Regions from separate parts of the Homo sapiens genome. Here region 2 is linked to region 1. The links are chromatin loops, found by intact Hi-C in ENCODE. Cell type or tissue: CD14-positive monocyte. All regions are shown on one strand.

Evidence for each region. Peaks named below come from ENCODE experiments on the same cell type or tissue, not always from the same donor. Only the 100,000 strongest peaks of a DNase experiment are listed, where the experiment ranks them.
Region 2: it touches region 1 in a loop (3-fold over the local background); 2 of 110 quality-filtered maps call a loop at or near these places.

Annotation. Positions count from the first base shown.
Region 1 is chr16:10,626,114-10,634,113 of GRCh38, reverse strand. TEKT5 (tektin 5) reads left to right here. Exons shown (of 7, transcript NM_144674.2): 7 at 6,315-6,613. The coding sequence ends at 6,531. Among named protein-coding and RNA genes, the nearest start is that of EMP2, 50 kb to the right of the region's middle. RefSeq lists an enhancer at 7,808-8,000. In CD14-positive monocyte, no CTCF peak of the experiment used is centred here; DNase peaks (open chromatin) are centred at 2,033, 4,993 and 7,943; H3K4me3 peaks cover 272 bases; H3K27ac peaks cover 2,911 bases.
Region 2 is chr16:10,859,009-10,867,008 of GRCh38, reverse strand. It overlaps a transcript of CIITA not described here. Among named protein-coding and RNA genes, the nearest start is that of CIITA, 14 kb to the left of the region's middle. In CD14-positive monocyte, no CTCF peak of the experiment used is centred here; a DNase peak (open chromatin) is centred at 4,378; H3K4me3 peaks cover 1,155 bases; H3K27ac peaks cover 887 bases.

The sequences.
Region 1 (8,000 bases):
GCTTCACTGGGCAGGGAGCACAGGTCTTGGTCCAGCGATGGACCCTGCTCCCTCCATCCTGGTGTGGAGACCCCACTGCTAGATGTGAAAAGATGTCAAGAAGAGAGCTATCAGTTAGGAGAAGGAGGATAGATAATCAAGAAAAAGTGTTGGGTGGTGCCCAAGCGATGATTTTTGCACAGCCTCAGTTACCGCCTGAGTAACCATTTAGGAAATGGAAAAAGCAGGTTATGTGTTGGGGTGGGGTGGAGGGGCAGGCAAATTGATCCAAGGCTTTGAACTTGAGGGTCTGGGGTCCCTCCCACTTTGGAAGGCCGAGGCAGGAGGATCACTTGAGGCCAGGAGTTTGAGACCAGCCTGGACAACACAGCAAGACACTATCTCTAAAAAATAAAATACAAAACTTAGCCAGGCATCGTGACATGTACCTGTAGTCCCAGCTACTCAGGAGGCTGAGGCAGAAGGATTGCTTAAGCCCAGGAGTTGGAGGCTGCAGTGAGCTATGATTGCGCCATTGCACTCCATCCTGGGCAACAGAGCAACACCCAGCAGACCTGCTGCTGGCTTGCTAGGTCTTCAGCCCTGGAAGTGAGATGGATAGGGTCTAGGTCCTGGGTGCAGGAGAGTGGGGGCTGGGCTCTGCTGACCTCTCTTCCCTCTGCCCCTGCTTCTTCGATGCTCAGGCTGAACCCCAGTACCTCCTGAAGTGGAGGGCTCAGGTGATCCCTTTGCCTCCCCAACGAGAGTTTTTTTTTAATTGAGTCTTGCTCTGTTGCCCAGGCTGGAGTGCAGTGGCACGATCTTGGCTCACTGCAACCTCCACCTCCCGGGTTCAAGAGATTCTCCTGCCTCAGCCTCCCGAGTAGCTGGGATTACACTCGCCTGCCACCATGCTCGGCTAATTTTTGTATTGTTAGTAGAGTCAGGGTTTCACCATGTTGGTCAGGCTGGTCTCAAACTCCTAACCTCAAGTGATCCAGCCACCTTGGCCTCCCAAAGTGCTGGGATTACAGGCATGAGCCACAGTGGCGGCCCCGCCAGGGGACTTCTACAGAACAGGGCTTCTGGGGGAGTTGCCTGGAGGACCTACTGCTTTGGGGCAAGCTCTCTGCCTTCCCGTTTCCCGTTCAACAGTCATACCACTGAGGAGGACAGACAGAAAGCAAGGAGGTGGAGCATGTTTGGTTCAGGAGCCGGGCCGTGTGTGTGTGTGTGTGTGTGTGTGTGTGTGTGTGTGTGTGTGTCTGCATCTGTGTATGTTGTGTTTTGGTTTGTATGCATGGCTGTCTTCGGAATTGAGCAGATGATAGGATTCAGGCTGTCTCCCTTCTCCAGTGGCTAAATTGTCCCATCTGTGCATGATCTTCCTTGTCCCCGTCCTCTCCATTCCTGCCTTTGGGCCATCTTTTTCCTTTTCCTCCTATAAGTGGTCTCTCTTCTCCTGACCTACTCCAATCACTAGGGTCCCATCCATGCCTATCCCCCAGAAAGAAAGTCCATTTAAAATTGAACTTTAAAGGCTAGGTGTGGTGGTTCAGACCTGTAACCCCAGCACTTTGGGAGGCTGAGGTGGGAGGATCACATGAGGCCAGGAGTTCGAGATGAGCCTGGACAACATAGCAAGACCCCATCTCTACAAAAAATACAAAAATTAGCCAGGCATGGTGGCATGCCTATAGTCCAAGCTACTTAGGAGGCTAAAGCAGGAAGATTGCTTAAGCACAGAAGTTGGAGGCTGCAGTGAGCTATAATCGTGCCACTGTACTCCATCCTGGGGAACAATGCAACACCCTGTCAAAAAAAAAACCATAAACTGAATTTTAATGAAAATTAAATAAAGTTAAAAATTCAATTCCTTATTCACAATAACCACATTTCAAGGGCTCAGTATCCACATGTGGCTAGGGTTCACCATATCAGACAACATAGCACAGAATATCTCCCTTGCTCTAGAAAGTTCTATTGGACAGAGCTGGTGGAAGTTTCCAGGCTGCTTCTGTCACTTCTCTTTGCTTCTCTCTAGCCCAGGCTTCCCATGGGGAAGTTCACCCAGCTTCATGTCCTCTGGTCCTGAGCACAGTTTCACTGTCTCTTCTCCCCAGAGGTGGGACCCGCAGCACAGTCCCACAACCAAGCCACCATCACAGCTCACCTTGCCGCATTCATTTCCCAGGGCTGCTATCACAAATTACTACAAACTGGGTGGCTACAGACAACAGAAGTTTATTCCCTCACAGCTTTGGGGGCCAGAAGTCCCAAATCAAGGTTGCTGTTCCTGGAGGCTCTGAGAGAGGCTCTGTTCCCTTCCACTCTCCCAGCTCCGGAGGGCTGTCAGCAATCCTTGGCGTCCCTCAGCTTGTAGCCGCATCGCTCCCATCTCTGCCTTCGTCTCCACATGGCCTTCTCTCCTGCATGTCTCCATGTCTCAAACCTCCCTCTCCTTTCTCTTATCAGGAGATCAGTCATTGGATTTAGGTGTCACCCTAAATCCAGGATGATCTCATCTTAAGATCCTAAACTTCATTACAGCTGCAAAGACCCTATTTCCTAATAACATTACACGCACCAGGGCTTAGGACTTGAACATATCTTTCTGAGGAACACCACCCGATCCGCTCCATGTGGATTCACAATAACCTCCTAACCTTTCTCCTGCCTCTACTCTTGCCCCCTTCCAATCTCATCTTACACAGCAGCCTGGAGGTTATCCCGAAACTCGAGTCAGCATGCCATTCCCCTGTTTCAACCCTCCCCCGCCCCCACCCCATGGCTTCCCACAGCACTGAGAACAAACCCAAGCCCTTTAATTTTGCATGTGCTTTTCTCTCTCTCTCTCTCTCTTTTTTTTTTTTTTTTTTGAGATGGAGTCTTGCTCTGTTGTCCAGGCTGGAGTGTAATGGTATGATCTCATCACACTGCGACCTCTGCCTCCCGGGTTCAAGCAATTCTCCTGCCTCAGCCTCCCGAGTATCTGGGATTACAGGCACCTGCCACCACACTTCGCTAATTTTTGTGTGTGTGTGTGTGTGTATATATATATATATGGACATAGATATAGATATATTTTTAGTAGGGACTGCGTTTCACCATGTTGGCCAGGCTGGTCTCAAACTCTCTACCTCAAGTGATCTGCCACTTCAGCCTCCCAAAGTGCTGGGATGACAGGCTGCAACCTCTGCCTCCTGGGTCAGCCTCCCAAATAGCTGTGATTACAGGTGTGCACCATGACACCTGGCTAATTTTTTTCTATTTTTAGTGGAGACGGCATTTTGCCACCATGTTGACCAGGCTGGTCTCGAACCCCTGACCTCAAGTGATCTGCCCGCCTCAGCCTCCCAAAGTGCTGGGATTACAAGTGTGAGTCACCACGCCTAGCCAAAATTTAAGTTTTAAATTAATACAGCTAAAATTCAGGTTCTCAATTGCATGGCCACATTCAAGTGTTCATTAGCCCCATGGGGCTGGTGGGTACCATATTTGATGGTGCAGATATAGATCTTTCCATTTTTGCAGAAAGTTCTACTCCACGGCACTGCTGCAACATACTTTCCCTCTTGGCCTTCAACATGTCCAGCTAAGTCTTATCTTTCTTCTCTGCTCAAAGTCCTCTCCTGGGAGGCGGAGGGAGGAGGATCACTTAAGCCCAGGAGTTTGAGACCAACCTGGAGGCAAAAAAATAAACCCCATCTCTATAAAAACTTTTTTTTTTAATTAGCCAGGTGTGGTGGTGCCTGCCTGTAGCCTCAGCTATTTGGGAGGCTGAGACAGGAGGATCTCTTGAACCCAGAGGTTTGAGGCTGCAGTAAGCTATGGTGGCACCACTACACTCCAGCCTAGGTGACAGAGGGAGATCTGGTCTAAAAAAAAAAAAATTAAAATCAGCTGGGTGCGGTGGCTCATGCCTGTAATCTCAGCATTTTGGGAGGCTGAGTTGTGCAGATTGCTTGAGCCCGGGAGTTTGAGACCAGCCTGGGCAACATGGTGAAACCCTGTCTCTACAAAACATTAAAATTAGCCTAGTGCAGTTTTGCACGCCTGTAGACCCAGGTACTTGGGAGGCTGAGGCTGGAGGAACGCTTAAGCCAAGGAAGTTGAGGCTGCAGTGAGCTTTGACTGCACCACTGCACTCTGGCCTAGACAGAGTGAGACTCTGTCTCAAAAAGAAAAAAGAAAAAAAGTCCTCCCCTCGGAAAGTTCTAGATAAGCAAAGCCTCAGAAGGAGAGGGGTGAGGAAGTAGTACGGGGCAGCCCAGTCCCAGCTGATCCTGCAAGGGGCGCCAGACCTTGAAGTGCATCACAGAGATGTCTGCACCAGAGGCCCTTTGTACCTGAGTCAGCCAAGCCATTGTCTGTGGCCGCTGGCAGGGACTATCCTCCCAGGTGAGATAGCTCAGATTGGCTGAGCAACTTAATTGCCTGGAGAACTGCGGACCTGTGAGCCATTAGCAGCCAACACTCACTCGTAGCAGCTGGGGATGGTGCCCTGGCCAGTAAGGAAGACCTGAGTGAGGCTCTTATCTAGACAAGGCTGGCCCTGTTATCCTGTTTATTAAAAAATTATAGGGCCAGGCGTGGTGGCTCATGCCTGTAATCCCAGCACTTTGGGAGGCTGAGACTGGCGGATTGCCTGAGCTTAGGAGTTCGAGACCAGCCTGAGCAACATGGTGAAACACTGTCTCTACTAAAACATGAAAAATTAGCTGGGTGTGGCGGCACGTGCCTGTAATCCCAGCTACTTGGGACGCTGAGGCAAGAGAATTGCTTGAACCCGGGAGGCAGAGGTTGCCGTGAGCCGAGATTGCACCACTGCACTCCAGCCTGGATGACAGGGCGAGACTCCATCTCAAAAAAAAAAAAAAATTGTGATAAAATACATGTAACACAAAATTTACCATCAGTGACATCTGGTACATTCACGATGTTGTGCAACCCTCACCACTCTCTAGTTCTGTGATGTTTTCATCAACCCAAAAGGAAACCCCGTACCCATTAAGCAATCTTCTACATTCTCCCCACCGCCTGACCTCTGGAAGCCACCAGTTAACTTTCTGTCCGTATGGCTTTGCCTCTTCTGGACATTTCCTGTGCATGCAGTCACGCAATATTTGTCCTTTTGTGTCTGGCTTCCTTTATTTAGCATCATGTTTTTCAAGGTTCATTCATGTTGTTGCAGGTATTAGTATTTCATTCCTTTTTTTTTTTTTTTTTGAGACAGAGTTTCGCTCAGGCTCCCAGGCTGGAGTGCAATGATGTGATCTCAGCTCACTGCAACCTCTGACTCCCGGGTTCAAGAGCTTCTCCCACCTCAGCCTCTCGAGTAGCTGGGATTACAGGCACCCACCATCATGCCTGGCTAACTTTTTGTATTTTCAGTAGAGATGGGGTTTCACCATGTTGGCCAGGCTGGTCCTGAACTCCTGACCTCAGGTGATCCACCTGTCTCAGCCTCCCAAAGTGCTGGGATTTCAGGCGTGAGCCACCATACCCAGCTGTATTTCATTCCTTTTTATTATAGCTGAATAATCTCCCATTCTGTGGCTCGATTACATTGTGCTTATCCACTCATCCATCCATCCACAGACATTTGAGCTGCTTCCACCTTTTGGTTATCGTGAATAGGGCTGCCGTGAACATTCATGTACATATTTTGGTTTGAACGCCTGTTTTCTGTTCTTTTGGGTATATACCCGGGAGCGGAACTGCTGGACTGTGTGGTAAGTCTATGTCTAACTTATCGAGGAATCTCCAGATTGGTCTCCTATCCTGTTTTACCATCCTGTCTTATTTCTTCCTTTGTGTACATTACCCTTGACAGTTCTCTTGTGTATTTACTTGTCTACCTGTTCTGCCTCTGCCTTCCCCTGGAGGGCCGAGCCTTGCCTGTCTTGCTTGCTGCTGTCTCTCAGTGCCAGGCACAGTTCCCAGTGCACAGTGAGTGCATCTACCTTGAACCGAATAACCTGTGCTAGGTCGGGCACCATAGCTCATGCTTGTAATCCCGGCACTTTGGGAGGCCAAGGCAAGTGGATCAACTGAGGTCAGGAGTTCTTGACCAGCTTGACCAGCATGGTGAAACCCTGCCTCTAATAAAAAAAAAAATACAAAAATTAGCTGGGTGTTGTGGTGCATGCCCGTAATCCCAGCTACTCGGGAGGCTGAGGCAGAATTACTTGAACCCGGGAGGCAGAGGTTGCAGTGAGCCGAGATTGTGCCACTGCACTCCAGCCTGGGTGACAGAGTGAGACTCTGTCTCAAAAAATAAACAAATAAAAATAAATGAATAACCTGTGCCTTCTCCTCTGCCCTCACCCCAGGCTGGTGAACGAGGTGTTCACCATCGACGACACCCTGCAGACCCTCAAGCTGCGGCTGCGGGAGACACAGGACACGCTGCAGCTGCTGGTCATGACCAAGTGCCGGCTGGAGCACGAGCTCGCCATCAAGGCCAACACCCTCTGCATCGACAAGGAGAAGTGCATGGGCATGCGTAAGACCTTCCCCTGCACCCCGCGCCTGGTGGGCCACACCTGAGCACCGCCCTGGCGCCTCATTCCGCGCTGGCGTAAAATTGGAAAAGGCTGAGAAACAAAGTAAAACAGTATTTTGTTTGAAAGGGCCGACTTTCTTTTTTTCTTATCTGTTTCTTCTCTGCCTGCCTTTCTTTCTTTCTTTCTTTTTCTTTCTTTTCTTGCTTTCTTTTTCTTTCTTTCTCTTTCTTTCTTTCCTTTCTTTTCTCTCTCTCTCTCTATCACCTGCTTGTCACCTTAGGGGCACAGTGTAAACCATGGTGTTTTAAGATTAGACTTGGCAGCTCAAAGTCTAGAGCCCAGCTCTGTCACTTAGGAGCTGTGTGGCCTCGAACAAGCTTCTAACCTGTGGTCCTCATCTATGGAATGAGGGTAGTCCGAGGTGCAGGGGACTGTCAGCAGTGTGGGGCAGAGAAAAAAACAAAAACAAAAATAACCAGGATTTGCAATCAGAAGTTCTAGATTTGAATGCCAGCCTTGGTAGATGGAGTATTTATTTATTTATTTGAGATGGAGTTTTGCTCTGTCACCCAGGCTGGAGTGCAATGGTGCAATCTTGGCTCACTGCAACCTCCACCTCCGGGGTTCAAGCGGTTTCCCTGCCTCACTAGCTGGGATGACATGCACCTGCCACCACGCCTGGCTAATTTTTGTATTTTTAGTAGAGAGATAGGTTTTCACCATGTTGACCAGGCTGATCTCAAACTCCTGACCTCAGGCGATCCACCCATCTCTGCCTCCCAAAGTGCTGGGACTACAGGCATGAGCCACTGTGTCTGGCTGTTGGAGTGTTTTAGAAATACCTATGGGAGGCCAGGTGTGGTGGCTCACGCCTGTAATCCCAGCAGTTTGGGAGGCCGAGGTGGGCGGATCACGAGGTCAGGAGATCGAGACCATCCTGGCTAACACGGTGAAACCCCATCTGTACTAAAAATACAAAATATTAGCCGGGTGTGGTGGCAGGTGTCTGTAGTCCCAGTTACTTGGGAGGCTGAGGCAGGAGAATGGAGTGAACCTGGGAGGCAAAGCTTGCAGTGAGCCGAGATTGTGCCATTGCACTCCAGCCTGGGCAACAGAGCGAAACTCCGTCTTAAAAAAAAAAAAAAAAAAAAGAGAGAAATAGCTATGGGAGGCCAGGTGCGGTGGCTCATGCCTGTAATCCCAGCACTTTGGGAGGCCGAGGTGGGTGGATCACTTGAGGCCAGGAGTTCTAGACCACCCTGGCCAAGGTGGGGAAACCACATCTCTACTAAAAATCCAAAAATTTGCCAGGTGTGTTGGTGCAAACCTGTAATCCCAGCTACTGGGGAGGCTAAGGTGGGAGAATTGCTTGAACCTGGGAGACGGAGGTTTCAGTGAGGCAAGATTATGCCACTGCACTCCTCAAAAAGTAGTTACACATAAAACTGCCCTATGACTCAGCAATTTCACTCCTAGATGTTTACCCAAGAGAAGTGAAAACGATCCTCAAAT
Region 2 (8,000 bases), 230 kb before region 1:
CTCCCAAAATGCTGGGATTACAGGCGTGAGCCAGTGCACCCGGCCCCATTTCTCTCATTTTGACTCACACTGATTGTGCCTGCATCCATCTTCCCCACTAGACAGCAGACCCCTTTGAAGGCAGGAGCTGATCTGTCCATCCATGCCCCGTTAATGTTGGTGTATCGTCAGGGCTCAGGGAGTGAACCCAAGCAGGCATTTGGCTGCGTGCCCCTGGGATGGTTCCTTCCAGCAGAGTGGGAAGCACGCCGTTCGCTCCAGCACACCCAGCAACAGAGACAGTGCTCCAAGTTTTCACTGCTCCTGCCAGCTCACTAGACACTTGGATTTCTCACCAGTCTGCCTTCCCATTGACTTCCCTTTCAGAGAGGAGGGAAAATCCTTGAGCTGTCTACAGTCTGTCATTTCTCCTTGATTAAAAGTGATGCCAACTTACCACCATGGTCACTGTGGCCGGGGCCCCTCTCGGCTGCTGGGGGCTGCAGCCCACTCCGGGCCCACCCCAGGAGGGCCAAATCCAGGTCTCCTTTCTCTAGTAGGGTCAAAGAGATCTTCCTGGCCAGAGCCTCACTATCAGGCTCATGGAGCAGAGTGCAGTGGTATTCCCTGGAGAGGAGGTCCTCCTTCAGCAGGTTGTCCAAGAGGGCCTGCACCAGGCTGGGCTGATGGCTGGAGAGCAGCATTCTCACCTGAGTCAGGATGGCCTGGAAGTTGTTCATGGCAGCCCTTGGAGTCAGGGCAGCTGCCCTGGCCAGTGCCTGGAATCTCCGCTCACCCAGCATGCAGCATCCAAAACATGAAGTGAAAACCAGGACGAGGGAACCTCTGCAATTTATTACAGTTTATTTCTACTTAGGAAGATTTCCTCTTTTGCGTTGTAGGCTGGGGTTCCTGATGAACGGATGGATATTGGCTTTTGGGTTGATTCAGACTCCACAGATATTCTCTGGGTCCTACCCAGGTGCATGTGCCAGAGAAGCCCACAGCCTTCTGTTGGAGCCAATCTAGTATTGCTAAGAGGAAGGCGACATGCCTCCTTAGAGGACCTATAGGGTAATAGGTCTTTTCAGATGTTTTACCATAGCAAGAAGGCATTGTGGTATAGAGGTTAAGCAAATAGGCTTGGAGCTAATCTGCCTATGTTCAAGTCCCAGATCTGCTGCTCCTTGCCAATTATGTGACTTTGGGCATGTTACATAGCCTTTTTTTTTTTTTTGACAGGGTCTTGCTCTGTTGCCCAGGCTGGTGTGCAGTGGCGTGATCATAACTCACTGCAGCCTCAACTTCCCAGGCTCAAACAAACCTCCCATCTCTGTTTCCCAGTAGCTGGGACTACAGACTCACACCATCATGCCCCGCTAATTTTTTATTTTTTTATTTTTAGTAGAGACAGGGTCTCACTCTGTTTCCCAGGCTGGTCTTGAATTCCTGGGCTCAAGTGATCCTCTTGCCTCAGTCTCCCAAAGTACTGGGATTACAAGTGTGAGCCACCACGCCTGCCTTACTTAGCATTTTTAGTCTCTGTTAACAGTACTTACATGATAGGGTTGTTGGGAGGATTAAATGAGATAACATAAATAGAGTCCCTAGTGCATTATCTACAACATGATAATAATACAATAAATATGAACCATCATTATTATTGATTAATCATGCAAATTACTATCACCCTGAGTTTAACCTCACAAATCCTCAGTCTCCTCCTCTGCAAAATTTCCCACTAAAAGCAATCGAAGCTCATATGCATTTAAGGGTCTCTACACTGGACCTAGTAAGCACTTAACGAACACTGACTATTTGTTAATACTATCCCCAACTTACTAATGCACAAAACAGAGGATTTGCATAGAAGCCAGTCTGGTTTATGATTCTAAAAATCCCCAACCCAGTTTTAAAGAACCATAGGCGACTGTTCTCCTGCCCATTCTGTAACATGCCGTGACTTTGTTTCCTTCCAGACTCAGGATTACCATCTCTCAGCTGGGGCCATTTGCATTATTCATTTAAATGAGACAAAGGATTTCCATTTCCAGTGTGGCTGACCAGCTCCCATATGATCAACGCTACCACAGGTAACAACTATAAACTCTGGGGAGAATATAAAAAACAACTATCTGAAGGCACTGGAGAGTGACAGGCCAGGCAGATACTGGAAGGGAGTCAATATATGGAAAATGAGAACTTCACAGGTGAATTTCCCAGTTCATGAGTTTAGTCTGAAGGCAAGTTCCAATCAGTGCTGTGCAGGGCAGTTAAGACTTCATGCCTGTGGTCCCAGCTACTTGGAAGGCTGAGGTGGGAGGAGCACTTGAGCCTGGAGAGGTTGAGGTTGCAGTAGGCTATGATAGTGCCACTGCACTTTAGCCTGGGCAACAGAGTCAGACTCTATCTCAAAAAAAAAAAAAAAAAAAAAAAAGAAAGGTTTACTGCCCTTTATAATCAGAGGATAGAATTTGGGGCAAAAATACCTACTGGAAAGTAGAAATCCCAGACAGAGAAGGAGAAAGGAGTAGCCCAAATTCTGTATATAATTGTCTAAATATCTGGCTGGCTTCTGGACCATGTATATATTCGTAGGTCAGACTCCAAGCAGCTCAGCTAAGGCTAAATAAGCTGAACGAAGATTTGAGCTGCAATGGGTGTAGGGGTAGGAGATTTTGCATTTGATTCCAGCCAAGTTATGTCCCTACTGAAATAAAACCCAAAAATATTAATGCTGTTCAGATTATAACAGAATCCAGAGTGTTTACAACATATCCCTAATGTCCTGTGTTCAATACAAAATTACTTGACATAGGCCGGGCGCGGTGGCTCATGCCTGTAATCCCAGCACTTTGGGAGGCCAAGGCGGGTGGATCACGAGGTCAGGAGTTCAGGAACAGCCTGGTCAACATGGTGAAACCCCATCTCTACTAAAAATACAAAAATTAGACAGGCGTGGTTGCAGGTGCCTGTAATCCCAGCTACTCGGGAGGCTGAGGCAGAGAATTGCTTGAACCCAGGGGGCAGAAGTTGCAGTGAGCCGAGATTGCGCCACTGCACTCCAGCCTGGGTGACAGAGCAAGACTCCATCTCAAAAATAAATAAATAAATAAATAAAAACAAAATTAGTTGACATATAAAGAAACAGGAAAAAGGTAACATTTTCAAGAGAAAAAGACAATCAGTGAAAACTGGCCTCAAGATGATGCTGATGTTGAAATTAGCAGACAATGATTTTTAAAGCTGTGATTATAACCATGGAGGAAAAAGACATCTAAGATGTAAAGGAAAATATCCTCATCAAAACCAAATATCGTATGTTCTCACTTGTAAGTGGGAGCTAAATTATGAGGATGCAAAGGCATAAGAATGATATAATGGACTTTGGGGACTGGGGGAAGTGTTGGGGTGGGGCAGGGATAAAAGATTACACATTGGGTACAGTGTACACTGCTCAGGTGGTGGCTGCACCAAAATCTCAGAAGTCACCACTAAAGAACTTACCCATGTAACTAAAAACCACCTGTTTCCCCCAAAACTATTGAAATTTTAAAAAGTAGAAAATGGGGACAAAAGATATGGTGTGACTGTGGAAGACTAGTCAAAGAGATACAATGTTACTGGCTTCAGAGATGAAGGAAGGAAGTCACAAGCCAAGGTATGTGAGTAGCTTCTAGAAGCTTGAAAAACCGCAGAAATAGATTTTCTCCTACAACCTTTGGAAGGGAATCAAATTCACCTTGATTTTAGCCCGTTGATACCCATGTAAGACTTATACAGTAATGGTAAGAAAATAAATTAGTGTTGTTTTAAGCAAAAAAAAAAAAAAAAAAAAGAAAGAAAAGAAAAAAGAAAAATAGCCAAGGAATACAGATTTGAGAAGCTTAGCAAATCTAAGTAGGATAAATACAAGAAAACCACACCTAGGCACATAATAGCCAAACTGTTGAAAATCAAAGCTAAAAAGATACTCGTGAAAGCAGCCAGTTCAAAATAACACAGTACATATAGAACACCTGAATGATCACCGACTTCTTGTTTGAAACCATGGCGGCTGGAAGACTGTGGAAGAATATCTTAGAAGAGATAAGATTTTAAAATATGTTCATCCTGAGTTCTACATTCAGTGCAAATATCCCTCAAGAACGCAGACAGAAATAGACATTTTCAGATAAAAGAAAACTAAAAGGATAGGTTGCAGGAGATCTGCATTACAAGATGATGAAACAACAAACAGTGGGTGCACAGAGCCAGGGACAAGGATCTGCTGTCGTAATCACTTAATAAGTCTGCTTTGATTGTTCCTATCAATCCAGTGGCCACTTGCCATGTGCTTAGTCAAGAAAACCTGGGTGCCAGCCTCCACTTGGCCACTGACTCACTGTGCCTGGCAAGAAACTTCCTCTCTCTGGACCACAATGTCGTCACCCATGAAACACATAGGTTGGATTACATGATCCCCAGGATTTTTCACTTCTGAAATACTACAGTTTCCAGGGAGGTGTTACCTAGTTGCAGAACCCACTGGTCTTGAGCTCAGCAATATTCCCCTGCAATTAATCACCAGTGTATTACTTCTCCCATCTTTACTTATTCAGAGCTCCCTGCATAATTTTTTTTCTCCTCCAAATCACATGCAATCTGTACTATTATTTACCTAATATTTTGTTTTACTCTGTCTTACTGATTTAATTTGTTTTAAAAGGAAATTTCCTATCTTTATCACAATTGGAAAGCCAGTATCCCTTGTGCAAGAATAGTAGGCAACTGTAACAAAAAAACCCATGCAGAATGGAAAATGATAATATGAAAGTTTAGATTTCAGTTTCCTCGAGTTTCTGATCCTGGGGACCTATCTCCTTTTGTGACAAAAGGTAGTTAGCAAGTGTTAGAAAGGTATTAAAGATAGAGTAGCACCAAGCTAAAGCTCTCTTGCATCAGCAGATAAGTAAAAATGTTAAGGGTATAGAAAAATGGGAATTCTACTTTGTTGGAGAGCATGTAGAATGGTGTAATTGCTTAGGGTAGTAATTTGGTAATGCCTACAAAATCATTAAATAATACTCAGGATTTCCACTCTTCAGTATATATGCCAGAAAAATTCTTACACATGGGCATTATGAGACACAAAGCAGGTTTGTTTGTGCTAGAAAAAAAAAGAGAAAGAAATAAAAATCACCGTAAGAATAGATAGAAATGTCTTATAAACATTCTGGAGTTCGTATGCCTTTAACCAATTAAACTTAATAGACTTAATCAAAGTGTAGGAAGTTGATGTTTGTTAAAATAAAGTTATTCAAATAAATTACACATTGGGACAGTGAGTGAGTTTTAAAGGTTTAATAGTTGAATCTTTTATCATCTTCTCTCCTTCTGTTTCATCATAGTATAGTGTTACATGTAAAAGTGAATCCATAAGCTATGACCTGGGACTGCTACATTTCTAAGAAGAGACCCTTAACACAGGTTGCTAAAGGTACAACATTCAGATATAGGTATTCTAGAGTCTTCTCCTCATGAGCTCAGCTGCTAGTACAATCTCCACACCAATGGTAGCATTGGTCATCTATGATTACCAACCTGTAATTCCTTCCAGAATCATCATAAGTTATTTGCCATCAGGGCTCTCTGTGACTGCTCTTCCACAAAAAACTGGTCATTTTAAAGAAAATACTGTTCATCTTTTTTTTTCTTTCTTTCTGATTCAGGATCTCACTCCGTTGTCCAGGCTGGAATGCAGTGGTGCAATCATGGTTCATTGTAACCTCAACCTTCTGAGCTCAAGTGATCCTCCCACCTCAGCCTCTTCCCGTGTAGCTGGGAGTGTGCCACCATGCTTGGGTAATTTTTAAATTTTGTGTAGAAATAGGGTCTCACAACGTTGCCCAGGTTGGTCTCGAATTCCTGGCTTCCAGCGATTCTCCTGCCTCAGCCTCCCAAAGGACTGGGATTACAGGTGAGAGCCACTGCACTCAGCCTAGCCATTATTCTTTATAACTTTTTTGTTGTTGTTGTTGAGACGGAGTTTGGCTCTTTTTGCCCAGGCTGGAGTGCAATGGCATGATCTCGGCTCGCTGCAAACTCCGCCTCCTGGGTTCAAGTGATTATCCTGCCTCAGCCTCTGGAGTAGCTGGGATTACAGGCACGTGCCACCATGCCTAGCTAATTTTGTATTTTTAGTAGAGACAGGGTTTCACCATTTTAGCCAGGCTGATCTCAAACTCCTGATCCGCCTGCCTCGGTCTCCCAAAGTACTGGAATTACACGCGTGAGCCACTGCATCTGGCCTTTATTCTTTATAAGTTTTTATATGTCTAAAGAATCCTATTAGATTGAGTCATATAAAACTGCTGATATTTGTTTGTTTTAGATTCATAAAAATTGCTGTTTCATATGGTGTAACCTAATATAATGATGAAGATGATGATGATTGAGAGGGGGCTTTCTTACTAAGTGATTGGTTGTTATTTAACACCTATGGGTGAACCCCTTTTCCCTTAGTTATCTGCCTGCCAGAAGGGTGACACAGAAACCACACTTTGGGAAACACCAGTTTAGTGCTTGGTGTCATGGTTCTGTTACCAATCAAGATCTGGGTCTTGACTCTGAAGACACTAGGGGCCCTGGGGATGAGAAGCTTGGAGCCTGAGGCTGAAAGCAGGGAAAAGAGAGGGTGCTGAGGGATCTGTTGAGAGGGGCAGTGAAGTTGGTTACATGTAAAATGCCCAGGCTCTATTTCCCCAGTTCACGGCTAGGAGCTTAGGTGGTCCTTGACGTCACCTACCTGTTGGGTGGGGGGCAACTGGCTTCTCTAGTTCCTGCTCCTCCAGCTGGAAATCAATGATGATATAATTTTAAAAATTCAGATATCATTTCTTGAGTGAGAATACTGGGGAGTTAGATGCTTTCTGTATATGATCTTATCATCACCAAAAATAATTCAAGGAAAGCATCAATCATCTTACTCTATGGATGCGGCTAAGGTGTAAGTTACAGAACCTGGGCCAGACCCTGCGTTCCTGGGAGGAACACTGGGCTGCAGATTTTGAAAAGGAGAAGAGGGCTGGGAACACAGCATCTGCTGGAGTGGCTACTTCCCCTTGAGAGGAAGAGGATCAGCTCCCTGGATCTATGGGCACGTCCAGGCTGGCCCCTGTGGCTGCTGCCTGTCTGCCCACAGACCAGGTTGTTGCATCTCAGCCTGAGTCACCTTGGCTGCTGCTCAGGGCTGTGGACTGCTACCTTTGCTTTTTGGGTTTCCCTGCAAGACATATGGAGTTCACTCCTGGCTTATGACTGAAAGCAGTGGGGAGAGTGGGTGGCGTGTCGTCTACAGGATGACATCACCACCTCCGTCATCACCACCTCCATCATCACCACCACCATCATCACCATCACCATCATCACCACCACTATCGTCACCACCACCATCACCATCATCACCACCATCATCATCACCACCACCATCACCACCGCTATCGTCACCACCATCACCACCACCATCACCACCACCACCATCATCACCATCACCGCCACCATCACCACCATCGCCACCATCACCACCATCATCACCATCACCACCACCATCACCACCACCATCATCATCACCACCACCAACACCACCACCATCAACATCACCACCAACATCACTACCATCACCACCACCATCACCACCACCATCACCACCATCATTATCACCACCACCATTGCCACCATCACCATCATCACCACAACCATCACCACCGTCATCACCACCACCATCACCGCCATCACCACCATCACTACCACCATCATGACCATCATCATCACCAACACCATCACCACCACCACTATCACCACCACCACCACCATCACCACCACCATCACCACCACCACCACCACCACCATCATCACCACCATCATCATCACCACCACTGTCATCACCACCATCATCACCACCACCATTCCTGCCACCTTTATCAGTATTCTTCTATTTTTCTGAGAGAGAGTCTTGGTCTGTCACCCAGGCTGGAGTGCAG